7 separate regions of the Mus musculus genome follow, and all the other regions are linked to region 1. Evidence: chromatin loops called from intact Hi-C (ENCODE). Cell type or tissue: heart. All regions are shown on one strand.

The links. A loop is a pair of places that touch in the nucleus more often than their neighbours do. Peaks named below come from ENCODE experiments on the same cell type or tissue, not always from the same donor. Only the 100,000 strongest peaks of a DNase experiment are listed, where the experiment ranks them.
Region 2: a loop joins it to region 1, with 8 times the contacts of the local background. A loop is called at or near these places in 12 of 42 quality-filtered maps.
Region 3: a loop joins it to region 1, with 4 times the contacts of the local background. A loop is called at or near these places in 3 of 42 quality-filtered maps.
Region 4: a loop joins it to region 1, with 2.1 times the contacts of the local background. A loop is called at or near these places in 4 of 42 quality-filtered maps.
Region 5: it touches region 1 in a loop (3-fold over the local background); 2 of 42 quality-filtered maps call a loop at or near these places.
Region 6: a loop joins it to region 1, with 6 times the contacts of the local background. A loop is called at or near these places in 12 of 42 quality-filtered maps.
Region 7: it touches region 1 in a loop (5-fold over the local background); 9 of 42 quality-filtered maps call a loop at or near these places.

What each region holds. Positions count from the first base shown.
Region 1 is chr1:61,295,687-61,299,686 of GRCm38, reverse strand. No RefSeq gene overlaps it. Among named protein-coding and RNA genes, the nearest start is that of 9530026F06Rik, 81 kb to the left of the region's middle. In heart, a CTCF peak has its summit at 1,516 (motif pointing left); no DNase peak of the experiment used is centred here.
Region 2 is chr1:61,372,295-61,376,294 of GRCm38, reverse strand. No RefSeq gene overlaps it. Among named protein-coding and RNA genes, the nearest start is that of 9530026F06Rik, 4.1 kb to the left of the region's middle. In heart, no CTCF peak of the experiment used is centred here; DNase peaks (open chromatin) are centred at 2,034 and 2,374; H3K27ac peaks cover 589 bases.
Region 3 is chr1:61,137,576-61,141,575 of GRCm38, reverse strand. No RefSeq gene overlaps it. Among named protein-coding and RNA genes, the nearest start is that of Icos, 160 kb to the right of the region's middle. In heart, a CTCF peak has its summit at 2,206 (motif pointing left); a DNase peak (open chromatin) is centred at 2,115; H3K4me3 peaks cover 650 bases; H3K27ac peaks cover 2,115 bases.
Region 4 is chr1:61,637,100-61,641,099 of GRCm38, reverse strand. Pard3b (par-3 family cell polarity regulator beta) reads right to left here and starts at 2,276. Exons shown (of 23, transcript NM_001081050.2): 1 at 1,738-2,276. The coding sequence starts at 1,857. In heart, a CTCF peak has its summit at 1,626; DNase peaks (open chromatin) are centred at 1,129, 1,659 and 2,259; H3K4me3 peaks cover 1,833 bases; H3K27ac peaks cover 1,161 bases.
Region 5 is chr1:61,204,914-61,208,913 of GRCm38, reverse strand. No RefSeq gene overlaps it. Among named protein-coding and RNA genes, the nearest start is that of 9530026F06Rik, 170 kb to the left of the region's middle. In heart, no CTCF peak of the experiment used is centred here; a DNase peak (open chromatin) is centred at 1,723.
Region 6 is chr1:61,179,645-61,183,644 of GRCm38, reverse strand. No RefSeq gene overlaps it. Among named protein-coding and RNA genes, the nearest start is that of 9530026F06Rik, 200 kb to the left of the region's middle. In heart, a CTCF peak has its summit at 2,351 (motif pointing left); a DNase peak (open chromatin) is centred at 2,344; H3K4me3 peaks cover 538 bases; H3K27ac peaks cover 913 bases; H3K27me3 peaks cover 444 bases.
Region 7 is chr1:62,962,562-62,966,561 of GRCm38, reverse strand. No RefSeq gene overlaps it. Among named protein-coding and RNA genes, the nearest start is that of Gm35252, 8.0 kb to the right of the region's middle. In heart, a CTCF peak has its summit at 2,047 (motif pointing right); no DNase peak of the experiment used is centred here; H3K27ac peaks cover 356 bases; H3K27me3 peaks cover 539 bases.

The DNA.
Region 1 (4,000 bases):
TTGAAGCCAGAGCTTCGTTTTCATGAACACCTGAAACCAAACAGACTGTGCATGTGGTCTGTGCTGTTCCGTTTCCCCTGTTTCCTTTGTTTAAAGTCTTGACCTTAACTTTGCTATTATGCATTTTGGGATTTCTGGAGCCCAACTTTACCCAGAGGGAAAACAAGGAAACAAATAAGCTTAAAAATATGTTTTCTGACCTAACCCTACATCCCAAGGTCACTACTGAAACACATCATATTGAAAATCTGCAAGGTCTTAGGGCCAACCCCATGGGAAAATCAGAAAAACTAGAAGCTGTGAAGGACACAGATCTGCTGAATATATTAAGCTTGTGTGTGTGTGTGTGTGTGTGTGTGTGTGTGTGTTTCTAGTCCTCTAAGGTAAATTTATACCATCCATACAGATGCACTCTTTTCTATTTATTATTCCCAATTGGGCAATGGAGGTTAATGTCGTGCAAAGGAGAAAAAAAATCAAGAGTTTGACAGCACTCCCTCAATTTTATTTTAAAGCAACACAAAGAAAATGAAAGCTTGTTCTTTGGGGCCAGCATTTCTCCCTCCCCAATTCCACCCAGACTGGATCATCTTAAATCTGATTTGGGATTTGAGCGTTATTTGGATTAGCTCATTAGTGGAGCACCATTCTGACAAGCCACTAATCTGAGGCACTGGTGCACGGCACCATGACAGTATTATGCCGAAAATGAGAAATCTAATGAGATTAGACAGGTCCTTGTGCAAATGGTCTGACGGTACTTTGTATGGCAGTCCATGAGCTTGGGAATGCAGGAACGTGGGCAGATTGAGGCATCAGACTCCCTTGATCTATGACAGGGCCGCTCTAGAGCCCACAGGTGAAATCTATTGAAAGTCAGCAGTGATGCACCATTTCTGAGCAAGGTCCGGGAACTTCAAGCAATGATCCAGATTAAAAAGTGATAAATACACACAGGGATGACAGTGGGGATGGAGGTATTAGCTACTGGAGAGTTTTTGGGGTGAGATTCTGATATGTTCTGGTGTCTGTGGAGCAGAAATAGGCACAAACAGAAGCAGCCACAGGGCAAGAATAACTGGAGGCTGGAACCAGCCACTGATGCATTCCAAAGTTGCTTACCCAGTACCAGCAAGAAAACCCCATCACTGTCTTCCCTGCTGTTAGAGTGATTTTCTCTCCTTCCTTCACTTGCAATTTTAGTCATTTTTAAGCTAAACAGAACATGCTGGCTCCCTTTTGCTTAGAAGGGGCCTGTTGCTGAGATCAGAAAATGCTAGACTACAATAATGCATGATTTATAACGTCCAGATGTGGCTAAGGGGCAGCAGACAGCACACAGTGGACGGGGACTTGGTGCCTCCCCCATCTCTTTCCCTCCTTGTTCTCTCAAAGAGGAAAACAGAAGTTTCCATGGCATTTTCTTGCCTGTAAGTGGAAAATCAAGCTATTAACAGAGGCCTGGAGTTGTCCCCCTGGGAGATAGCTTTTTTCATATTGTGCTACTCTGCCACCTAATGGTGACTTTTAGTATTCTGTGAAAGGCCTGCCTGTTAGTAGATGCTCCTTAGTTAAAAAAATCTTCCTTGCGCCAAATGGAAAAGTCAGTGTCAGGCATTCTGTCAAAGGTCGTCAAAATGAACAGGCATGAAGCATAAGAAAATACACCTTTCTTTCATGTTAGTAACATGCCAAGCCAGTAACAGGCGTCTTTCATATTTTTTCCCACCAGACAATGAATGGTTGTTCAGTGACTGGTTGTTTAGATATGGAAGTCTAGATATATTTAGTTTAGATATAAAAAATTTACTGTTAAACTGTGTATGAATGAATTCAAGACAGAACTGGGTTCTATTCAGTTTTTTCACTTTACCAAGAGTGTCCAGGGACTTGGAGTTGATGGTCTTTCTGAAACTAGAGCATGAGGCATTTAGTTTTCTCTCTGTCTGAGGAGTCTTCGCCAAGAGTAGAAGAGGGCCTGGACTGGTATTAAATAAACACCAAGGATTCTAGTCCCAAGATGAGGTAAAGGGAAGAACACAAACAGCTTCCTGCTGTCACAGAATCTTAAGAATTTCTAAAGCAGATGGAAGGATGGTGGAGAGCAGGTGGGGGAAGGGAAACCTGTACCTGAGCAGGGCGTTGTCCCAAACATTTTAACCTTCACAGGCAGAACAAAGGGATGTTCAAAATAGTCTCCTGAGTACAAAGATCTAAAAAAGCTGGGTTCTCAGAATCTCTGGGAGATGACTGAGAATAGGGTGTATCAATAGAACAACCGAGGAGAGAGAGAGAGAGAGAGAGAGAGAGAGAGAGAGAGAGAGAGAGAGATGGCGGTGGGGTGGAGAGCGAGAACAGTTCACCCAATAATCAGGTCTGTGAGTAGCAATGAATAAGAGGTTTTCAAGCCTTTCTACAGTATCCATTACGATTTTTATTATTTTATTTTGCCTTTTCTTCTCAAGATTCCCGAAAAGCCTTTGCCATGCAGCTGTAACCAAGCAGTCATCTATTATTTCACTTAAACACACACCAAAAGAGGTGATGTTGATTAATCAAAGTAGAAGCAGCAGACACGCTTTGGAAACAAAAACCTCAGTGCTTCAAAGGCAATGCCCATTGGCCATCAGGAGCTCTGTTGCCAGGGAGATGGTTACCAAGCATAGGTGCCCCCAGAGCAGCTGCATTTATGGAGGTGTGGCCCTGGACAGCTTATTGGTACTCTCTGGATGGATGTCACGAGTGAAGGCTTTTCAAATATTTAATTTTTCCCGTGTGTGTTGGCAAGAAGGGACTGGGCTATGTGACTGCTTTTCAAAGACAAGATTAAAGAAAGAGGAGGAGAGGCATTGGAAGAACCAGAGAATGTGATCAAATAGACTGAAAACAGAATGCGAAGAGAGAGGGAGAGACTCGGTCAGTGGCAGAAACCCAGAGATAGTACAGCCCCGTAGACCCGAACTACAGTCTGAGTTGGTCACAGGGCAGACACCTGGGTACAGGGAAGCCAGTGTGGTGTGACTCTTCTGAACAGTATTTTCTAGAGGGATGCCTCTCTGTGAGTGCCTCCGTAATTATCCACTCCATGCTAACCCACATAAGATCTCATGTCAATGATAGCTGACTTCAAAATAAGACACGGAACTGCAAGTGCTAATGTCTTTTTGGCAGAAATAGGGTCAGAATGTGTGTGTGTGTGTGTGTGTGTGTGTGAGAGAGAGAGAGAGAGAGAGAGAGAGAGAGAGAGAGAGAGGGCTTATTTCAAACTCCTTTCTACTTCCAAATTTATTCTTCTAGGGTCTCTCATAGAAGTCACTAGAAATCCTTTCTCCATGTGGCTAATATTTCCCAGCACTAGCTTCGTCTGAGAAAATATTTTTGGATGAAGTGTGTGCACAGGTGTATCTGCAGACTCAGGTCTGCCTTTAGTGATGCTGAGCGTGTCCAGAAGAAAAGGAAGTAGGTGCAAATAACAACAACAACAACTAACAAATGATGATGATGATGATGATAATAGAAAAACATTTCTTTTAGTCTGAGAAGGGTAGGTGTCAAACACGAGAATCACCAAAACTAGAACACTGGACTGTCTGGATGGATTTCAGATGACCTAAAATGGAAAGCCTACTGGTCTGGCATTTGGAAAATGTAAGGATGAAATATGACTGAGTTGGAATTAAGCAGTGTCTGGATGTGAGTGTGGTCAGAGGGGTCACTCCAGGGGCCATCTGATGGAAGCCGGGATTTGGACTGACAAGTGAACAGAGTGTTTCTGAGAATGACTCCCTGTTGTGTGTGTGTGTGTATGTGTGTGTGTGTGTGTGTGTGTGTGTGTGTGTGTGTGTGTGTGTGAGTGCGCACGAGTGCCTGCTCACTTGGGAGCTTGAGGTTGGGCATAGGATGAAGCAGACTGGAAGGTGATAGGTCCTGAGAGAAGAAAGCATTGGCTGATGAATCTAGATTTCCTCAGCACTTTGTCTGGGGCCAATCAGGGTTAATA
Region 2 (4,000 bases), 77 kb before region 1:
TGAGAAATAAACATTCAATAATATACAGGTTGCAATGTTGCTATACATATGTGCCAGGAAATATAATGTTTTGTCATTATATCTCTATCTGTCTGTCTGTCTGTCTGTCTGTCTGTCTGCGTGCGTGCGTGCGTGCGTGTGTGCGTGTGTGTGTGTGTGTGTGTGTGTGAGTGAGTGTGTGTGTGTGTAGGTGTGTTGCTGTCTGTCATGGGATCTTTGTCTTGGCTCTGGAGTAAAGAGAAAGCAATGCCTCTGTCCCCATGCTCATTCTGACTCCATCTGCTAGTCTCCTAAGCATCCTTCCTGCTACTTCTAATTTCCTTCTGTCACTCCTTTAGAAAGAACACCACCAAACCCCACTGTTCTTGGTCTCTTGGTGTCAGAATTCCTTTGCCTGGGAAGTTGTTGATAGAGTCAACTTGTGACCTTCCTAATCTTTGATCCCTTCCTGGGGTCCTAGCTGAGATGGTGATGGAGCAGACGGTGAGGCTAGAAACTATCTAACCCAGCATGGCTCATGTGCCTGAATTCTAGGTGATCCTGTGTACAGGATTCCTTCTTTTTCAGGGCTCTCCAGAGATGAGACTGAAGGGTAGCACAGATAGGTCACTTTAGACCACACATTTCTTAGTCAGTGTCATCTATGAACCTTCCATGGCTGTCCCTCAAACCACTAAAAATCCATTCTTGGTATTCGATTTATGCCCCTCCATACTTTTCTTTTTCTTTTTAAAATTTATTTCATGTCTATGACTACACTGCAGCTGTCTTCAGACACACCAGAAGAGGGGCATCAGATCCCATTACAGATGGTTGTGAGCCACCATGTGGTTGCTGGGGCTTGAACTCAGGACCTTTGGAAGAGCAGTCAGTGCTCTTAACCGCTGAGCCATCTCTCCAGCCCTGCTCCTCTACTTTACATCTTGTTGACATCTTGTCTGTGGACTTTCTGATACTAGAGGAATGCTAGAGACATGGACAGGCTCTTGGTAAAGGAGACAGAGCTGGTCATAGTGGTACATGCTTACAGTCCCAGCATTCAAGTTGTGGAGGCAGAAGAATCATGATGGTAGGCCAGCCTTGTCTACACAACTAAGATATTGTTTTAAACAAACAAACAAACAAACAAACAAACAAACAAGGACTGTGGATGTAGTTCAGCTGTAGAGTGCTTATTCATCTCATGAGGCCCTGGTTCAATCACTGGCACTGAAAAATAATTGGCAGAGACATATATGGAGAATGGCCTGTTTACAGGCGTTGTGCATTTTAAAATCTTTAATAACCATACTGATAGTGGTTTCACAGATGAGAGACAGGAATCTTATTAGAGAGTCCATGTGAGTCCTTCAGCATTAGATAGCTCAACACAATAACAGCAGAATTTAAACCTACACTATACTAATTTTCCTTGGATAAGGGTCCTTATTTGAGACCCATCTGCACCCTTATTTGGAGAGTAAAACTGATAACTCATCCCAATGGTTAGGGAAACATTCTCTAACACACAGGTTAGAAACTGGGTTCATTATTGTTTGTATTTTCTCCATCGCTCTCATTAAGGCTGGAGTGTAGACATTTTCTCTCTGAGGCCGTATTACATAGGCTAGCCCACAGGATCCTCCCTCCCCCAATTACCTCTACCACCTAGCCAAAGGCCAACTTTTAGCTTTGAATTTTTGACCCTAGCCAGCCAGACCAATGAGTGCCCCCATGAGCCAGCAGTAGAGAAAGGGGCAGAAACAAACACTTGAAGTGTCTGTCAGTGGTTCCCTAACAAATAGCTACAGGTCAGCCGCTGTGTCCGTCCACCCGAGCTTCTAAAGGACACCTCCTGCACTCTCTTTCCTGTTCTGGAAAATGACACCGAAACGGTAATGAGCTTAGAGGAAGCCAGACAGACAGGAAAGAAACAAGCTCTTGGGTGTGGGTGCTTGCGGAAGACTTTGGGGGACCATCTGTCCCTTGGGAAAGCGCTTATTTGATTCAGTCCTGATCAACAGTTACTCTCAATCTCATTAGTGGGGAAGGAACATGGGGATTCATTTCAGAGTGGACTTTAACTAGGATGACAGCCGCGGGGAGTGGCTCCAAGAGGCTCCTTTGACAAGGGCCACTGATGATGTAAGAGGTGTTCTAGTGAGGATTTCCTGGAGCAAAGACAGAGCTGATGGATATTATTTTTAGATCGTACTGGTATTTTTAGTGAAAGTTCAACAGCTTTTCCATTTTTGGGTGTGTGGAGGGGAAAGAGATGACTTCCTAGAGATAGTCATTTCCTCTGCTGGGAAAGAGATCTAGAGGCGCTCCAGGTTGCAGGAAGCGCCTAGGAGGGTAAACACTGCTGACATAATGGGAACACAGACTGGACTGCTGCTGTGTGTCAGGGCCCACATTCCTTCCTGGCCTTTGGACCCCGGTTAGAGGGGTTGTGCTTCCTGTTTTTGGCTCTTTCCACTTCCGGGACCGACTCTGGAGAATAAATCATAAGAAATGTCCGAGTAAGCACGCGTAGCTACAGACACCAGACAGTGCTTTGGTGGCAAGAAATGCTGACTGTGCCCTGGCAGCCTCCAGAACAGCTGAGTCATCTCTCCCTCTTCAAGGTGCTTCCAGAAGAGAAGCCAAGTCAGGTCGGTTCCAGTGTTATAATACTGTAATCCTCATCTGAAACCCACTTGCCTGCCAGAGATGCCCTTAGTGCCTGGATCACATCCACTGGGCCCATCTCACTGATCTCCTCCGCATTGTGCTGTGACTCTGGTACCTCCCTCTCCCTCTGGGATGCCAGTGAAGACTGTCCTGTTCTGTGCCTGTGTGCCTGATTGTGGGCTTACCTGTGTGGTCCGTCCTCTACAGATCTGAAGTAGCTGCGGTCGTAGGAGACACAGGGCCAAGTTAGCACGATTTCCTCTCTTCCTTTTTCATAGTAGACACTGTTAATTGACCATGACACCTTAACTGCCAAACCTACAAGTAGGTGACCACACAGTCTTCCTCCACGCTGCCCGTCAGTTCTCATGACCAATCAATTGGAACTGACATTTGACATAAAGTCGATCTGCATCTTGGTGCCCATGTTCTTTCCCTAAAAACTACATCTGACTGTATTTCTTTGCCAATGAGAGATTTTCTGTCACGTTGATACCTTCAAAGTGGTTTCCAAACTCCCAGCAGGTGACTGGATCTGTCAACAGTCTGACTTCTCCCTCCATGCTTTTCCCTGCAAACAGCATTTTGTGGGCGTTTTCCTCTTTTCCAAATGCTCCTGATATCCTGTGACTCTTCACTCTGCACAGACTGTTCTTGCTTTCTCTTCTTCCTCCCCCTCCCCCTCCCCCTCCTTCTCTTCCTCCTCCTTCTTCGTGTTACATCTGCAAACTTTCCTTCATCGTTTGAAACCCTCACAGCCCTTTCTGTTCTGTTTCCACAGTTTCACGGACAGAATTATTTCCCTGTCCAGATGTTTGCATAGATTCCTTCTCTTGTCTCCACTAAGCATGTACTGTTAGGTGTGGCGGCCCTATCTATAATTCCAGCCCTCTGAGGCAAAATAAGAAGGGTTATGCACTCCAAGCCAACTCAGTCACATCTCAAAAACAAACAGACAACAAAGCATGCATTACTATGCAGCATACATGCCATGACATATTGCAATCATTTGCATAATTATATTGTTATAATTTGGTTATGAATTTATTCATGAACCCTATACACTTTTACCCTCACAGTGAGTGCTGTGTTACTAATAGGTAAATTAATACACAGATGGGGTGTGTATTATATGACAATAATAACGAGCATTATTGATTGAGCGAATAAATGGTAAGGGTCACTCCAGGAGATAGAGCTCTCAGACATTCTTTTTATTGGTTGGATAAAGCTGTGTGTTATGAGTATTTGAAATTAGCCATGTGATTTTGGCTAATTTCTTATTGATAGACACTCATTTTAGTGTATGTGTGTATGCAAACACTATAACATATACGTGGTGGTAAGA
Region 3 (4,000 bases), 160 kb after region 1:
AGAGCGAGGCAGGGCAGCTGGGGTTGGGGCGGAATGTTTGTGGGGGCGGGGGAGTTAAATGCCTGCCTCTCTCTCCTTGTTATTGTTTTCTTTCCCCTTGTGTGTGTCATGAACTCTGACCTACTGGATGGGGGGGGGGAGTTGGAGTGGATCTCTCTCTCCTTTTGTTAATGGGATGTGGGATGGCTTCTGTGAGGAAACCACTAGAATGTTCTTGTGGGTTTTGAAGATGACCAAAAGGGTCTTGGAAATAAGTCTGTGGGATCTCTGGAAGGTTGCTCCAACCACTTCCTCTCCTCCTTCTAGCAGGAGAATGGAAAACTCCAGAGCCAATAGGGGCAATTTATAAAAGGGCCCTGCCTGGTACGTGGCTGCTTTTGGACAAAATGTCCCAATTAACCAAGAGCACACAAAACACGCAGGCTGACAACAGAAACTGGAAGGGCCCTGGGAAGTTCCCAGAGCCTTTGAGTTGTTCCGCACAGTGAGATGTGTCTACCCCAGGCAGGCTCACGAGCCTCCCAGCTGCCTGAGGCCAGTTGGAGGGAAGTTGAAATGTTCAACCTGTGAGGAGTCAGCGGGATCTTGGAGATAATGGAGCATTCAGTTTGACATCCCAAACTGGTGTATCCGGGAAGAGCAGGGCTCTTGCTGGGATGGGAGACAGTAATTGTTTTTTAGCATGACAGATAAGACACTCTGGCTTCTGCAGATCCCTTACAACTGGGAAACAACTGTTCTCAATGTCGATACTAAGATACTAAGTATTTAAATGTGGGCTTTCGGAGGAAGGCTTCCTTTCTCCCTGCCTGCCTGCCTGCTGTTCCTGCAGGACTACTTTCGAGTACGAATGTCCTTCTCTCACAGTTTTACACTCAAGTAGTACAAACATAGCCAATCTTAGGAGGATTTGAATATAATTAAATCAGTCCATTAAACTGGTAAGTGTGTGTGTGTGTGTGTGTGTGTGTGTGTGTGTGTGTGTGCTCACGCGCGCCCCCCACCCCCACCCCGTGCCTATCTTGAGGCCAAAGGTCAACCCAGGGTATCATTCCTCAGCAACTTTCTATCTCATTTTGGCCTGGAACTTGTCAATTAGACTAAGCTGGTTGGTCAGTCAGTACCAGGGTCCTCCTGTCTCTACCTCCACAGTGCAGGGATTAAGGGCACTGAAGCCTCTCCCCAGCCCTCAGCCCATCACTAAGAACCTTCTGAGGGATTATAGGGACCAGCCTGTGACTGGACTGGGTTCCGTGACTGGCGGATAATAAACTCTAAGAGTGCAATTCGAGAATTGCAAAGGAGCAAGAAGGCAGAAGCTAGTGAAAGACGTTATGTGATGGCAATTATAAACAGACTGTTCCCTCTGAGGTTGTACACAGAGCAGTCCCTCCTTGGGTGTTCCCATTGCCAGCTGCAGTCAAGTGGATCCACAGATGTACTATCCTTAAGCGGGAACCCATCTCCCCCAACCCCACCCCCACCCCCCGGCAGTGCAGATCCCACCTGGTGATCACCCTCTATAGTGATCCATCTAGTATCTCACTAGCTGGGCTGACAAATATTTAACCTACAGGGAAGGACATTTAAGGAGATACATCTCTAGCTTCTCCTCCTCGAGACCCAAATGAGATTCTTGAAAACATCAGACAAAACAGTTCTCAGAATAACGTTGCCTTCAGAGAGGGATTTCCCCCTCTATTTCCCCTCCCACTTTTGTAGAGTCCAGCTGTCTTTCTCACCCCCCACATCTCTACCTCCACCCCTCCCCAGCAAACTCTGGAAAAACAGTAGTAACTAACATTTGTGCCTTTGGCAATAAAACCACAGGCCTTGCAAACCCCAAATGGCAAAAAGACATTTCCATTCCAATCCCAGTTTTAAATTAAACTGTAATGAAAAATCAGCAGTGGCAGCTGGGACCAGAGACACTGATTGTCTCTAGGAACAAAAAGGAGGGGTGCGGGGCCGGGGATAGGAGAAAGAAAAGAGACCGCAAGTCAGCCTCGCTCTGGCAATAAAGCATCTGGTAAACCTTCAAGTATAAAGAAATTAGAAAAACAAATCTACTACTGAGACAAGCCAAGATGGCTGTTTCCCTCCGCAATCACAGCGAGGCGGATCACAAATCACCCTCCACTTTATCAATGGACAAGGAGGGTGAGGGGAGGCGAAAGAAATGCGCAGGCCTGTAGTGACACCTGGAGGAAGATGAGGGTAATTCTTTGGGGGGGGCGCTTCCCCGCCCCCACTCTCGCAGGGTCTGCGGATTTAGGCTCTTTCAGGAACCCCAAGCATCAAGGAGACCCCTCAGGGCTTCAAGGGAAAATAAGAGGGGCATCACTGCCTTCTTATTCTTTACATATGAACAAATTGCTTTTAGGAAAAGAACATCGACTTCAACTGGAGTTTTCCACCCAGTAATTTGAGTACTTGAGTAAACTGAACCCAATCCCGCTGTTTTAACTTTTTTTTTTTTTAAATTCAAAATCAGAATGAGATGAGATGAGCTCCGGTCTAGAAAATTTTTATTTTATAGCTTTCCAAAACTTGCAAATTCTATAGATCCTCCAGTATATACTTTCTATTTTCTGAATATCTGTGATGGGAAGAATAGAGGGTGGGGAGAATCTGTACTAACTGTACGAACCAAAGATGCTCCCAAGAGAAGGGGTTCTGAACTGGAGAGTGAGTGGGTTTGTGATAAATACAAATTCAGGACTGTGAAACCCGTGTTATAGCCTTATTTTGTTCTCAGGAGTTTTGTGTGATCTTTTGAAATTGGTAACAGTTTTCTAAAAGCCACAAAATACACGTAGGCGGTCACATGACTGTAGATATTCACAGAACAACCATGGGTAGATAGCTTGGAGCAGGGATGACAGATATCCCTCGATCCTTCCGGGAATTCTCCCACAGAGAAAAATAATCAGATAAAACTTACAATGTGATTGCCTGTTTATACATCTGAAGAAATTTCTTTATAGAAAGAACAGTTGCTGTGACCAGAAATATACAAGAACATTAAAAAACAAAAAGTATGGCCTGGCCTGGCATGGTGGTGTCCAGGGGTGGGGTGGGGTAAAGGGGGCGGGAGGAGCAGAGGCCTATGGATCTCCGAATGTTCCAGGAGAGCCAGAGCTACTTAGCCCTATCTCAAAACTGTACCAGAAAAGAGGTCAGAAGCAGCATGAAGCAACAGTGTAAAAGGAATCTAGTATTTAAGTGGAACGCCCTGCAGAAAGCTCCAATTGTTTATTTTACCTAATTAATGTTGGTTTTAATGCACCTGGTATGTAGCGCCGAGCGTGGGCACACAAACTCTGGGTAGCACCTTAGTGGAAATTCCACTTGCTCACTCGCTCCACCCTGGAAGCCTGAACTAACAACCCATCATCCCCGGTGGATCACACCACACACACCCATCCCAACTCCACCCCTACCCCGCAACTATCGTAGATCTGGCTAATGGATGCAACACCCAGCAGATCCGGCTAACACGTATTGACTTACCCAAGGAGAACTGCAGCCTTACTATAGCTATTGCTCTCTCTGTCTCTCTTTTATTATCAGATCGTTTTCAGTATTGATATTTATTATTTTAAATTATTTGTCTGTGCCTGGAGGGCAGAGGTATTGGGTTCTCTGACAAGTTACAGGCAGCAGTGTGCTGCCTCCTGCCTAGTGTGGATGCTGGAAGCTTAGCTCCGGTCCTCTGGAAGATCAGTGTGTGCTCTTAGCCTCAGAGACATGAGGCTTTTCAAATGTTGGTCTTTGTTTTATCTACAAATAGTTAAACAAAACAAATGGCTTCTTATGACTGAGTCCCAGTGGCTTCCACCCCTGTCTTAGGGTCTAGTATCTCTGCCTCCCACGGTTTGGTTTCTCTGTTTCTCACTTTCTCTTCCCGCCTCCTTTTTCCTGCCTTACTCTTGATCTCTGAGCTCTAATGAGGCACAGTCAGAGGAAAATATTCAACCTCTTTAAGAAGTTTGGATAC
Region 4 (4,000 bases), 340 kb before region 1:
TGATTTCAAAGATAACTGTTTACTTGGTCAAATCCCAATTTTTAATGGAATCATATGAAATAAACAGTACACCAATGTAGCAATAGCAAAAACCAAATCTAAGCAAAACCCTCATTGGGTTAGATTGATACCTCGATTTATACGCATCTTAAATCTTTCCCCTCCTTTAACTCTGTTGTGAAGAATACAATCTAAAGAGTATGTGTAATTCCTTAGGACTTTCACTCTACCTCTTCCCATTCCCTTTTTTTTTTTGAAGTGTGGGGGTGCACACACACAAATGCACACGTGTTGGATCTACCAGATGTGGGTGCTGGTCCTCTACATGAACATCTGTACTCTCAACTGCTGAGCCATCTCTCTAACCTCCAGTTCTCGACTGTTCAAAGTAAAATATGCATGTACCCATCAAAAGTCTCCCTCTGTGCACTAATTCTTAGGTGGAGTATAGGAAGAACAGGTATGCCTTAGATCTCTAAACTAAATACGTGGGGGTGGCAAAACGGCTCAGTGGGTAATGGTTCCTGGCACCAAGCCTGAAGAGCTATGTTGATCTCCATCCACATGGCACCAACCTGGGCAAGTAGTTCTCTGCCCTCCACATATGTACAGTAGTATACATGTACCCTCCATACACATATTAAATGAATATATGTAATTTAAAAATTTGAAACTATGTACTTGGAAAAAGAAAAGTGATTTCTATACTTTGGATAACATATATGACATTAAAATTACAGTTTTTCATCTCAAGATTGGACTATAGTTTACAACGAGCATTATGCGAACAAATATTAAAAGGACTAAAACAGGAGTTTGTCTACTAAAACAAGAGTTTGTGGCTTATCTGTTCGCGAGGTCGTTGAAGCATCCGAAACAGGCCATGGACGAACTGAAACAATTTTAAAGGTGCTTTTTAGAGAGTTCATTTAGAGGTTCCATAGAGGAAACCAGAACTCTCACAAGTCACCCAGATGCCTGACCAGAGTGCTGGAGTCCTGCCACTTGTGTGCTGGCTTTTGGCTGCTACTTATTCCTAACTTGAGCAGCAGAACAGTGGGTCAGCCTTACTTTGGGAGTAACCCAGAACCCACTACAACCATTCTCATTAGCTATGACTCATAGAAACTGTGGCATTCGCTGAATACACCCCAGTGCAGTAGCTGGCATAAGGGCAGCATCCCCACTGGAGCACCTCCTGCCCAGGTCACTGGGAGACCTCCCATCAAGCTGAGAACTCTCAAAGCACCAATAGCTATAACTTTGGAGGTGTTTCTTGAGCCAATCAATGCTCAAACTCCAAGGAGCCTCCTTAAGGCGGGACTTGGTCAGAAATCACACTTCAGGTGAGCAGCACAGGGTAACATCACAGTGTCCCCACAAGTAGGTTCTGGACCCCTACTCAAACACCTGGGGCTGTCTTACAGAACAGACTGGGTGTGTGGACTTGGGAGTAGGCCCCAGATGGCGGAGTTGTAAGGACCCCTCAAGTGAGTGGGATGCCGCCATTTCTTCTCCAGCCTCTGGATAGCAAGACAGGGCTAATTGGGTCCCTTAAATTAGCAGCCTGCAAAAGTTGTGGCTGCAGGCAGCGCTCACCAGCCGCTGGGGGTGATCTGAGCCCCAGAAAAAGCGCCACCTGGTCCAAGGCAACGGGCAGGTGCGTGGCCTAGGACACTTACTAAGTGAGCCCCGCGGTGGTCGCGCCCCATGCTCGCCCCCTGCGGCGCCCCTCACCTGGTCCCGGGTCTTCAGGTACCGCTGCAGCGCCTGCTGGGTGAGCTCGCGGACCCGGAGCTGGCCGTCCTTGCAGGGCACCACGATGCCCGTCCTCCCGAAGCACACTGTCACTTTCATCCTGGCCCTGGGCTCCCGCGCGGGGCTGGGCCGAACAGGTGCCTGGCCCCCAGGCACAGCCCCTCCGTCGGGGGACGTGGGGCGGACACGACGCTGTCCCACGCGTGCCTCCGGGACCGGGACCCACAGCTGCTCCCCTGCAGCCCCACGGGAGGCCGAGGGCGGGAACGCGGGCTCGGAGACGCGGGGACGCGGAGGGTCGGCCGGGCGCAAGCGGAGGCTCCACGCGCCAAAGTGAAACTGCGGGTGCGGCCCGGCCCGGCCCTGCCTCTGGCGGTGGCCCTAGCGACCGTGGCAGGGCCGGCCCCAGGCCCCGGGCTGGAGTGGGCGGCGGCGGCGGCGCGCGGGGCCAGAGTTGGGAGGAAACTTTTGCGCCGGCTCCCAACTCCTCCGACGCGCGCGGCGCTCTGGGCTCCCTCGGCCCGCGGGCCAGCCTGGGCCCGGCTCTTAAAGGGGCCGCGGCGCTCGCGGACCACAGAGCGCACCGAGGCGTTGCACCGAGCCCGGGGTTGCCCCAGTAACTAGACCTTGGGTAGCTTGTTGCCCGCACTTGGTTCTCTTTCTCCCTCACATGTACAAGGAGCTCCGGGAATTGTAACGGGATCTGGGAGCTACCACAGGGGAATTGAAACCGGATCTCATAAAGCACACTTGGAATAGATAGGAAACTGGCCTAGCAACTCCCTTAAAATGAGAGTTGGAGGGAGGTTCAAGGGAAGCTCCGGAGCAGGTGCTTTTGCCACACCTTCTAAAGTAGCCATAGAATTGAAGTACTGAGAGGTGGGACTGACTGAAGGCAGAGCTTTTGCTTTGGAGCCACAAGAGAGCTAGCTAAGCTGAGGGAACTTTAAGGCCACTGTGCAGGTGCCAAGTGTTCCACCGAAGATCACACCCAAAATCCAAATATGATAGGGTGTAAAAGTTTACACTTTTCCTTTTGAAGGGGGACTCCCTTTGTGCATCTGTTGACGAAAAGAACACCCTTGAGTCATGATTTCGCAGGTTCCTGTCCTCGAACAATTGAACCCAAGGTATGGGGAGAAGTTCTGATCAACAAGTAACGTCTGCATCCTTAATTCTTAAGTAAACAGCTCCTTTGAGCTGGAAAATAAATACTTTCCCCTTACCTTGTACAGAAAGAAGAGTGCTTGGCTTGCTGGGGGTGCGGTTCAATTTAGAACTTTTCCCTCCAGTCATCGATTTTCAGCACTGAAAGATTCAAAATCAAAACAGACTGGTGTTCAGAAACTGAGCAGGTGACACAGCTGGTTATGGTGCAAAGAACACAGGTCCTCCTATCTAAATCTCTAGTGGCTCCTGACAGTTTTTATGGCAATTTAGTGCATCCATAAGATCCCCCGGGGTATCCTCCATTTCCTACCAGAGTTGCTCCTATGTCAACTTAAACTGAGTTTGAGTTGCTGGGGATGGTTTGGTCCTAAATTATGGATCTGGGAGTTCTGATCTACTTACACTCCTACATTCAATATACATTGATTATGTCCCACGAAAGCACCTTATTCAATGTCAGTGGCCATGAAGAGGGTCATGTAAACTGAGTCAACTTGGAGGAAATACACAGTAGACAGCCTAGTTGGGTTGCAAATCTAACAGACTGATTTAGGTAAACCAAAGACAGAATTATTTTTGTCATAAAACCAGACAAAAAAATCCATTGAGCCACCCTCTGAGGCATAGTTGGAGGCAGGATCATGAAGTGTATCTTCAGGGACTATCTCCAGCTATTAACTACACTAATGTTGTCTCCATTCGCAGTGAAGTGGGCTCACAGGCGTTTCTCTGCTGAGTCTTCCACAGGAAATAGTAAAAATTGAGCACATGCAAATGCCAGGCATTAATGAGTGGTCTCACGCTATACTGAGAATTGTATGAAGGTTTGGAAAGCACAAAGCAAAGATTCTCAGCCGAGAAACAAGTGCACACTGCTTCCTCTGTGCCCCCACCCCCCACCCCCCACCCCCATCCCCGGTCCTTCACCGTGTCCCCAAACTGGTCTTCAACTCCAGTGGACCAGGGTTCTCTTCACATTACAAACTCTTACAGCCAGTAGGAGTTCTCCTCGGGTACCCAGAGCCTTCAGCTTCCTGGCTTTGAGATTCCCCAAGTTAACTATGAAGAACAC
Region 5 (4,000 bases), 91 kb after region 1:
TTTTTTTTTTTGGTTCTTTGTTTACTTTGATGGAAAATGTTCAATTTGATGGAAAATTAATTATTTTTGAGTCATATTCTTGGTATCTTTTGTTATAGCTGCTTAGCCAATACTGGACCTAATACATCTTTTTAAAATGTATTCCAATATTCTCCCTCTGCTTGGTTGACTCATAACTGGTTGACAAGCTGGCTCCTTAATCCATTAATGCCTACTCCTCAATATGGCATTTAATTACATTTGATGACTTTGAGGGACAGCAAAACTAGTTCCCTTTGGGCACAGGATTATCTCAAGTCAGAGTTAATAGCCTTAATGGTTTAAAATGGCACTAAATGGTTCTCTACATTTGGGGAAGGCCATCTGGTCATTTGCAGATAAGCATAATAATAAGCACCCGGGCAGATTTCCACATATGGGCTGAGATGCAGACATATTCCAAATTATATACACTATAAAATTTACCACCCCTCACTAAAATCCAAATCACAAACTATCCCTTACTTAATTTGCAATAATGAGTTGTCACTCAGTCAATGTGATTGAAATGAGTTTGTCACAAACAAAGACCCCACTAACTACATACTCTAATCAAGGTCAAAAGACAATCATAGTTTTGGGAAGAGCTTTTGAACATTCACATCAGTCAAGGACCTCAGCTGTGTCCAAGAGCCTACATGCACGCACGCACACACACACACACACACACACACACACACACACACACACACACAGAACACAGATCTGTTTAAAGTTGAGCAATGACAGTTGGGTAAAATCATGTTCTAGAAGCATTTCCATCTTCTGAGTGTGACTGATGAGTTATGAAAGAAAGTTGAAGGAGTCATAAACTAATTTCTGTGTTGCTGTAACATTTGTTTCCGTTTCCTGCCTCCCTTTTTGTCAAGGTTTTTAGACAGGTTGAATATAAACCTTAAGAAACCTTAGCATTGAAATGTCCATAATGATCCTCACTACTTCATAGGAATATTAGGAAGGAAACACAAAGGGTAACCAGCAAGGTCCTGAACCTTCCCGTTAACATTATTTGAGGATGTTTATATATTAATTAATTTTTAAACATTGGTACCTTAAGCTGCATACTTTACCTGACTCATGAGTTATCTGTGAATGCTCCCTTGATCCTGTAGTAGCATTAGTGACAATCCTCCAATTCCCTTTAATGTCTCTCAAAACCCTAAGTCATTTGGAAAGAAAATGTCCTTGTAATGGACAAAATGCCAGAGAGAAAGAGACCAGTGACTGGCTTTCTTGAATGGCTTTGGTAACCATGCCCCAGCTGCTTAGCATGTAGAGCAGAGATTGGCTGTATTGACTAGCTAGCCACTTACCTGGAAGAGTACTACAATGAAAGAATAAGGAAATAGCAGCCACACATGTTAAAATACGAACGAATGAAGCTACTGTATGTGAATCACTGTGGCGTAGTTCTTTCTCTAAAAATCACAGGCCATGAACTGGAGTTAACAGTCAAGGCTTACACTCTGGTAAATGACTGCGTTTTGTTTTATCCCTACTAACTAAAACCAAAGCAATAAACAGATTGAATTTCCTTTGTAAATAGTCTGCAAATTGGGAAGGTGGAGGCGGACTTGATCTTTTCCTGTGATTGGATGGGGTCTCTTTATCAGATGAGGCAGGCCAGGATTGAATGGCTTTGGGCTGCCCTCTTGTATTTTTAAACTTGCACCTAATTTACCATCCGACTTCGCACCTGGGTCTCCTTTGGCAACAGTGTGGTCCAGATTTTTTTGGCCCAATGGATATCTGCTTTTTGAATTATTTTTTTCCCAGATGTACTTTTCATGTAGCCAAATTTAGGCTTGTTTTATCATTTCCTGCCCCTCATGTTTAACCTCTTTGGGGACATTGCGATCAGCTGAGTGTTGACATTTCAGCCCTATTTTAAAGCATCTGCAATTTGCATCATCAAGCAAACCTCTTATACTTATTAATAAAGACAATATGAAATAATATTTCTATCAGAGATTATGCTCTCGATGTGGAAACACTGGCGTTTCTTCAGGGAAACTTCATTTATTCATTCTTGGCCATTTTCAAATCACATTCTTCTTTATCCCAATTTCATTTTGATGCCAAACAAAATAGGAAAACTCACACTGTGGACAATCATTTGCTCGTCACCACACACAGATAGCATTGCCTTTGTCGGCTGATGGCTTAAAGCTACTTAAGTAGTTTCGTTTCTATCAGGCTGGTGTCATAAGTTATTTCCATGTGACTCTTGGCTTCATTTTCCTCTTGGATTTTACATGACTTTTCCCTCTGTAGTCTGGAACTGCTCTCTGTTTTCTTGTTTTACAGGGTTGCTGAACTCTCAACTCCTGCTAGAAAGAGCAAATGGTTTAATTAACATTTTTTTTCTTCTGCTCCTTGAGTGTGTGAAACATTCGGCTCTACCTGCAACCCATTTAGAACAAGCTATCTGTTCTCTGGAGAATTTCTCTGGGCCATGGCTTATTCCTCTGACTCACATCTTCATGTCCTTCCTTTATTTCATTCCCTCCCATTGCCACCAGCTGGATTGGGACCAGCCTCTCCTAGCTGTTCTTCTTGCTTCTTTGCCTCCTCTTCCCATGGTTAGATACATGAGAGCTACGAGGTGGAGAGTCTTGAAAAACGGCCTCAAAAACAGCACTTTTACCCTCCCTGTAGAAAAATCACTAGGCATTAGACTACCTATGGATGAATAGTTCCTGGGGTTTTTTTGTTTTTTGTTTTCCTATCTGGATGCCTTGAAAGCTTTATGGGAAACAGAAGGTGTTATGAGGTCCCAGTTACCTTTCTGCTCCCTCATGATAGGAGTTCCTGAGACAAGAGGAACAATGTGCCTGGACATAAGGTTCTTCCAAATATAAGGGGCAGAATGAAAGAAAACATGGCACCTGCTTAGCTAGGCATACCCACTTGGCTTCCTCTTGGGCTGGAGCAGAAAGAGAAGAGAAAGCCTTACCAATCCCTGGCTAGCTAATTTTTCTATTTACTGGTCAAAACTTGCTGGTGTTGAGCTGAGCCTCCAGACTTCTGGTTTACCCCATTCATGTATGAGCAGAAGCGCCATTTCTCTCTGGGGTCTTTGCCGACTCCCTCAGCTTATCTTCACCTTACCTTTCTCCTGCCACACTGCCTCTGAATATTAGGTAAATGCCTTCTTACTATTCTAATCCTTTTTGCTGGCAAGCTTTGGGTCATCCATTACATCTGCCCAGGCTGCTTTAATCAAAGCAGCACACTCATGTTTAGTTCCATTTCCAGGAGATTTCTATCCTGTTACTTTCTCTCTTTTTTTTTTCATCTTCTTTCCTTTCATCCACAAACTTTTATTAGACCTTTGTGAAGCCAATTGAGATAGCAGGGAGTATACATTATAATTCATTTGAAAAAGAATCAGCTGCATTTTGATGAGCACGATCATTTTGCAAAGCATGTGGGAAACAAAGCTATTGTGCCCCCTCTGTGTGTACAGGGTTGGAAGGCGCAGGCTCATACTTGTCTCTTCTCACCTCGTGGTTAAGCAGTCCAGTCACATCAGCAGCCTGGCACCGATTGCTAGCCATATCTCACCCTCACTATGGCAGGAGGCAATCAATAGGTGGATTAATCACACTTTGGGGAGCTTGCACCCCAGGAAGGAGAGAAAATGAGGTTTGGAAGAGGAGGCTGCAGTCAATGTGTTCTGCCTGGAGTTCGCAGCCTGGTGCACACAATACAGAACCACAAATAAAATCCACTTCACCCAGGACAGTGACCTTGACCAGTTGCGCAATGACACCTTCTAGAGATTTACCATCAGCTTGGCCAGCTGAAGGCCAAGGCTTTAAGCACGTGCACACACACAGACACACACACACACACACACCAAAGATGTTAATAATGTACACTAAAAGTATAATGAGATTTAGTTGATCAAATAAGATTATTTGAAAAGAATTCTCTGTGTGTGTTCATGTTTATATAT
Region 6 (4,000 bases), 120 kb after region 1:
TTTAAAACGTGTACAAGACCTGACTAGAAGAAGACCTACAGGTGGTCAGCGGGTGGATGAAGCAGTGTTCACACTGCAAAGCACCGGGAAGATGCAAAGTCAAACCTCAGTGAGGGGCCACCTATCAAAACAAAAGACAGCAAGTGTTATAGGGAGAGAGAGAGACCAAGGAACCCTTGTGCGACATTGGTAGGATTACAAGTTAGCATAGCCATTATGGAAAACGGTGGAGAAGTTTCTCAAAACAAACAAACAAACAAACAAACAAACACAGAAACTGCAACCATATATGATCCAAAACATCCCATTTCCAGATCTAAAAATGGAAATGAAATCTGTCAATCAGACCTCTGCAGTCTCTAGTTCACTGCTGAACTGTTCACAATAAGCAAGATCTAGAAGCAACCAACACATACATTGACAGATAGAGGATAAAGAAAATGTGACATGTGCGCGTGCGAGTGCACACACGCACACACACGCACACACACACACAGGTGGGGGTGGGGGAGGGGAGAGAACATTCTGCTATTCTCAGCCACACAGGTGAAACCAGAAAGCAATGTGTTAGCTGCAGCACAGAGAGACGACTGGTATATGGCTCTGTTTACGTGTGGAACGTAAAAGAACAATCTCACGGAAGCAAAGAGGAGAGTGGAAGTGTAGTGCCAGGATAAAGGTGAGGGGCAGAAAAGTAGTCCCGAAGATCAGAGGAAAAGTTAGGCAGCAGAAATAAGTTCTGAAAATGCATTGTACAGTGTGATTGCTGTAATTAATAGATCTTAAATGTTAGTGTGTGGGGGCGGATAACTGTGTTAACTAGCTTGAGTGTATGGTCAACTTACATTGTGTACGTACATTTATATCTAGTGTACATCTTACATATTACAATGTTTGTCAGTTATTCCTCAGTAAGGCTGGGAAATCATACAAAGAGCATGCATGATAAGGGTAAAATTCATCAAGATATGCATGATATTTCCTTTACTGTGACTTTAATCCCCAGAGGTGCTGAAATTCTGAGTTCTTCAAACCACCCTTTAGGGACCGTGCCTAATTTCCTTATCGGTTCCATATGTTTAGTAATGTGGTCCCAGGGGTTGGGAATCAGCATTCCTTGGTCACCCCGTTTCCCTGGCTTCCAAAAGTTCAGAGTCAACCGGAGATGAATGTTAGCATCCTGGTTTGCAAGTTTCTCTGGGTCCTCAGAGACCACTTGCTCGCCGACTTTTCTCAATGGCTTCATCTTGTTAAATTCCTTGAATGATTTTGCAGGGGCCCAGAGAGCCCTGGGAGGTACTTCATACTTATGAAAGTCATCTCTGTACAGCTCCCCCTCCCCCATTATTCACTCAACAGTCCCAGTTAGCACATGGGCATCAGAATGGTGTAACAGAATGAACTAGCTGGTTTTGAAGCCTGCCTCTAATTCCAGAGGCCCCTGGGTAGGTTCTTTAGCTTCCATGGCCTTGCCTATAAAATGAACCAATTACTTCTTAAGGTCAAGGTTTTGAACTGATTAAAGAAAATGGCATACCTTAGCAAGGAGCTCTAGTCAAAGTAGACACATACACACACACACACACACACACACACACACCCCAATTCTCTGTGTAGTGGGAAGAGACAGAGACAGAGAGATCAATAAGCAAGACAAGCACTAGGAAATGCTAAGTTGCTGTATGCCAGTGAATGTGTGCTCTAAGAGTCTTATGAAGTGGAGACCAGCTAAGCTGGTATCTACAGAGAAGGGATGGCCAAAGCAAGGATAGACCTCCACTGGAGGATGGTTAGATGGGGCATCTGCTACTAGGAAACAAACTCCTTTTGCCTCTGGTTATGAAACACCACAAACATTTTGGGGGACAAACATGCTTTTTCCCGTTTGGACTTCCTGGGCATTTAAAGGCCTTACAGGATACCAGCCAAATAGCCATAATAGACATAGAGTTACGACTCCCTGCACCACAGCTGTAAGGAAACAGAGTGTGGTATGTGCCCGGCTGGGTTTGCGGGACCACGTTTTACATTTTCCTCTTCTCCGATCTGTGGCTTCAAGAGGTGCAGTGGTTACGGTGAGATAAAAAATTCTCAGCTGCTGATATCAGCGGAAATGATTAGAAGGGGGTGGGGCAAGGCAGAAGTCATCTTTTAGTTCAAATTGTTGTAAATCAGACCAGAAAACTGGGCTATACATTATGCTTTTGTTACTCTGAGAGTTAAATTACAAGGAAATGAACTGTGCATAATAATTTCCTCACGTCACCGACTTTCCTGCTTCTCTGCTAATGCGTTTGCCTCCAAAGCTGGTTAATGCAAAGAGCCATCTCTGGGCCAACAGTGCCCCCTAGTGCCTGGTTTCTGCAAGGTGGCTGCAGGGGGCGGGCAGACTGGAGGCAACCTCCTGAACAAAGAGGCATCTGCCTTATACACGTTGACCTGGTATCTCCAGTTTTCGGTATCAATAAAGGACAGTACTATTTCTCACAGATATCTTTGTCAGTTTGTTAGTACCTACACAGCCAAAGCTGGGGAATCACAGACCGCACCAGAAATTCTCTCATCTAAAGAGTGAATAAATGCAAATATGCATCATGACATATTTGGTGAAAGAAAAAAGAAGCAGCTAATGTGGGTATCCCTGCCTGTTCTCACCAGTCCACTCACCGATTGAGCTCTCCATGTTTTTTCAGTTCCATTTTCGAAGGGGGAACAACCCCGGTATGGCAGCCCTGCCTCCTCCACCCTTCCTCCCAAAGGCCTGGCTGAATTCCTGCAGAGCAGAGGGAACAACCCTGATTGTTCCCTGGACCTGCAAAGCCTTTGACTGGGATTTTTTTCCCCCTCAAACCAAAGCATTTTTTTTTTCTTACATCAGAGATTCAACTAGAGAACTCATAAAGTGGCTTCCAACCGGCTGGTCTTAAACAGCAACAGAAAATAGTCTCATTTAAGTACTTTCTCCCCAGCCTCTCTGAGTCTGAAAGGTGACTTAGGAGGCAGGACAGAACAAGTCTGCCTTCTGTCGATTGCCCTTTGATTATAACGATGGACACAGAGAGCTGTTCATGCCCAGAGCACTCCCTGGCACACACATACACATTGCCTCCTTTCATCTATTAAATGGACAAGGTTGGGAGGTGGCATTACCATGTGACTTCAAATTACTCTAAGCTAACTCTTCTTTCCCCTTTCTGGCCCCAGCTCAGGTGGGACCAAGTACAAGTGACTACCGCCTAGATGGTCTTGTCACATTTCAAAGCCTAATGTCCTATTACACACACACACACACACACACACACACACACACACACACACACACAGGGAAAGCCTGGGAAAGCTTGCTTGCTGGGAGTGCATAGGTTCCAGGCTCTGGGTTCTTGATAGGTCTGGAGTCAGTATGCATAAACTCTGGAGTAGGGAGAGGCACCTGTGGGTTGGAATCCAGACACCAGCAAGCAGATGAAGGCGCAGCATTTAAGTGTTACCTATGGGCTTAGCCACTGACAGGATCTCAGCAGAATTTATGGAGAGCCTCATTCATTGTAACAGCAATAGGCTCCATTTTAATGAATCCCCTTGGTAGTATAGTCATCACTCAGACAGGAACAACTGTTATATAGGTCTGTGCACCCTTTCGTTGACCTTTGAGCCTTCCAGCCGAAACCAAATCCTCCCCATCCTCTCCCCCAGTTGCACAAAAAATTTCATATTTAAAATGAGTCAATGTGTGTCCAGATTAGAGTACCATGGGGGTGGGAAGAGAGTAGAGCAGCCGTGAGCCCAGAGTCCAGTGAGGAAGGTAAGTGGGTTTAGTTGGAGGCACGATTCCCTTCATAAATAGCATGAAATAGAATTTCATGTAACAAATTAATGTGTGTGTGATTTTTTTTTTCTCAAAGCGAGTGCTTTGTTTCTGAGAGTGCACAAGGCACCGCATGCTGCGGTTGCTATGGTAATTACTAGCCTCTGTTGAATAGGGACGAGAGGGGTTACATAG
Region 7 (4,000 bases), 1.7 Mb before region 1:
TCCAACATAGACATTATGTGTTCACATTCATTGTAATGATCAGCCTTCTAGGGGGGCAGCCTCCTGTGTAAACATTTACGTGTTTCTTTTTCCTAGAAGGCTGGAGTGAGACATTTTTAATTAAACACACACCTTCAATAAATGAGGTATTTATTTACAGTGGGAGTCATAGTGCAGGGGATATTACTTATAGTATGTCTTTAATATTACATACTATGCATTTCTGGGAGGGCACTGCAATATTTCTAGACTCTGTATCTTCCAGGTAAAGAACATCCCTAGACTCTTTGTATAGAACTGCTTATGGAAGCTGGAAACATTAATATCGGGGGTTCAGTTCCGAATCCTTCTCGGATTCATTTGCCCTTCAGTTCATTTTTTCTTTTCTCCCAACCAGGCTTTAGGAAGCTTAGCTCTCTGCACGCTGGGCACAAGTCTGCCATATCAGCTTCTTACCAGCAGAGCCTCTCCTATACAGTTGACCACAATCCACATCCACTTTGTAAATGCCTTGGCATTCAGAACACATATACATTTTATTGAATTTCCCTGTATTATGGCTTTTCCACTGGGGGATTGAGAGGCTAATTCAGAGCCATATGATTACAGGAAGATGTGTGAGAAAAGCAATGGGGGATACTATTCTATAAGGTCCACTGGGCCCAAACAAGGAATCCATATGTTTCCATTTCCCTAATAGGCAGAGAAAATAAAAAAAACAAAGCGGCCTAGAGACACACACACCTGCATAAGCAGCGAAGCAGAAGTAACCTATAAACACATGCAAGGCGGCTCTCAAATAATCCCATCTGCATTTTATTGAAAGGAATCTTTGAAAAGGAGAGAGAGAAAGTACAGTTTACAAGAATCATGGTATAAATCCTGCCACGGTGCCAAATGCTAAAAGCATCGGAGCCTGGGCAGGAGGGAGAGATCCATTCATTCATTGCCCCTAGAAAATAGGCATCCAGGCCAGCCACATAGCTCACGCGCCCCGTGGGATTTACACCTCTGACTGACTGATGGCACGAATCACCTTGGAGTGATTGCTTCTATATCGAATGTTCCTTTATGGCGTAGATGCTTTCTCATTGCGACTCAGCTCAATTCCATTCTGCCTGCCTCTTTGGGACACTTTGCATGAGAGATGCGGGAGAGGGTAATGTTGTGTTTGTGGGTTTCCTCTGGTACATTTCAGGACTGATTTACCCTTCAGCTGGAAGCACAGGGAAATTCCATCATTCCCACCTCAAGCAAATCCCAAGTCAAGTGCACGCCCCAGGCCCCAGGAAAGGACCCTACAGTTTTCTGCTTTCTGAACTGTTATTGTTGTCTCAAGACTCCTTAGGGGCACACACACATCTGCGTGCCTCTACCCCTGCTCCTCGCCTTCCTCTCCTTTTCCTCCTGTCTTTCATTTTCTACTCTCTCCTTTCCTTCTTCTCCCAGCTATTCCTCCATCTTCCTTCTTCTTTTGTGGGAAAATAATTCCTCACAGGATGTTTGTTCTCGCCAAGACTGGCATTAACATGAGCTTTGGGCAGCTAAGTTTCAAGGTTTGTTTGTTTGTTCGTTTGTTTTAACTTCTGTATCTCTTCCTCTTAGCCTTGCTGGATTTCCTTCTAGGGCTGTCCAGCTTTCCAGGATCTCTCTCTCTCTCTCTCTCTCTCCAAACAAAACCCCATTAAATGACTATCTTGTGTTTATCTTGTGTGTATGTACATGTGCCTCAGCAATTTCCACCTTGTGAGCCCGAGGCTCAAACTCAGGTCTTCAGGTTTGGTGGCAAGCACCTTTGCTTGCTGAGCCCTCTTCTGGCCCCCTCTCAGGGCTTTTTGTTTACACTTGCAGTTGTATGTTGTAGAGCTCATTCCTGGGACTGTGCCTGTGTCACCCAGGACCTCTTACGTAAACCCTCGGATTATCTGAACTGACTATGATGGGGTAGGACATCTGAGAGAACAGGGTTTGAGACTGCCCCAGGGTTTCAACTACACAAACACCATCCACCAAACAAAAGCACAAGCCAGGCCCTGGTGTTCCTGCTGACACACACTAGGTGGCATTCCAGGCTCACACACTGAAGGGAGGAGATGAGGTCAGGCTGCCTTCCCTGCCGCAAGCCAGCCACAGAACTTCAAAGCTGGCAAGCCAGGTCTGTGTGTCTCAGGGGTGCCTTGTTTCCACGCCCCAGCCCCCCTCCCCCCGTTTTTTCATATCCCTGCCTTGTGGGCCTGTCAGGGGTTGCTTCAGGATGACGGAGGGCATAGAGTGGTCTGGCAAGAAAGATTTCAAGAAATGTTAGTTGTGCCTCCAGACCAGTTCAAAAGCAGGGAGGGTACTGTGAAACACTTCTCCACATAGGTTTCGACCCATTTGGAGGAGACTTTCTACAAACTGAATAATATAAACAAACAAATAAACAATTAAATCCAATAACTTGCTTTGGGGAAGGTGATTATGGGAGGATGGGCATGAACGGGGCTCGTATTTGAAGCCTGGGTTCTGAGTTCACTTTTTTACAGCACCTGGACAGGAGGCTTCACCTCCTAACCTCAGTGCCTGCCTCTGTAAATGGGAGAGTAATAAGAACAAACCCAAACCAGCGAATATGACCTTTTCCCATCTCCAGCCCTCAGTTACAGGCTGTCACTCTATCCTGCCTTCGTTTCTTTCCTCTCTTCGGCCTTTACAAAACCACCTTTGTGAGTTTGGTTAACTATTGGCATTTCCTAGGCTCAAGACACACCCATCAGTTCTCCTGTGGTTGAACTAGATATTCTCATGAGCTTTCTCTCAGCGAGATCAACTCCTTGGGGGTTCTGCTTTGTGTCCTGAGTCTGGGACTCCAGGGACACACGTCCACACAGATCTCCCAAGGATGTTGTGGACTCAGCATGCTCCAGCCAGACCTGACAGCCAATGCCCTCTCTACCCCGGGCTTCAGACAGTCTTGCTTTCCCAGACACATCTATTGCTACTAGGTTTCAAAGGGCAGTCCTGGCATCAATATGGCCTTCTTTGCCTTCACTCCCCACAGCCCAGAGGTCCTGAAGAGCTGTTGGTCTTCATAACCATCTCCCACATTCCTGTAGTCACCCAGGTGTGTTTTCCATACCTCCAGCCTTTTAACCTCTGCCACACTTCTATCCCCTCTGCAACTGGAGTTACAAAGAATTTTCTAGAATGTGGATTTACCAGAGTCACTACTTTAAAACCTGTTGTGATTTTAGTGATAAAAGCCAAACTCCTTGCCTAGGTGTGAAGTCTGGTACCTTGAACTCTTGTGACATAGTCCCCTGTTCCTCCAAACCAAGAGCCTGGATCCTCTGCTGTGTTCGGCCCTTCTTGATAGGTAGAGGGACATAGCTCAGGCATTAGGACGTGAGGGCTCTTCACCATGCTGTCCATCACACTACATGGCTATTTTCTTGGTTGTCTCCTGATGTGTTGTTCTTCCTGCAGAGGTGAGAGTTCCCAGACCTCTCCTCTCTGGAGCCAGTACAGTGCTTGACACACTTTATGAGCTTCTAGGGTCAGTCACCCCAGAGTACCATGAATGGCCTAGGTACCAGTGAGAGACACTGTGAAGGGAACATGCTGTTGTTAGGTAGAATATCCAATGTGGGAATGGAAAGCTGAGTTAGACCTGGAGCCTGCCCTCAAGGGAAACACATCTAACAACCATTCTACCATATAATGAACCATGGACCCAGAGATCTTTCAGGCTGAAGTCAGGTCATGTTACAGCTTCCCTATTTACCACTGCTTAGCTCATTTCATGCCTGGAAACCATTGAGAAGGTCTTTTTGTTTCTCTTGGATCAGCCTTGGTCTCAAAGGACACCGATGCCTCCACACAAGTAGCTGACGGCAGAAGAGAGCGTACAGAGAAGGAAGGAAGGAGTTTAGACTTCTTAAATATTTTGAATTTGGGATCAGTTGGGAGATGTGGAGAGAAGCAGACCCGAAGGTGAGTTTTCTGAGCAGTCATGGCAGAA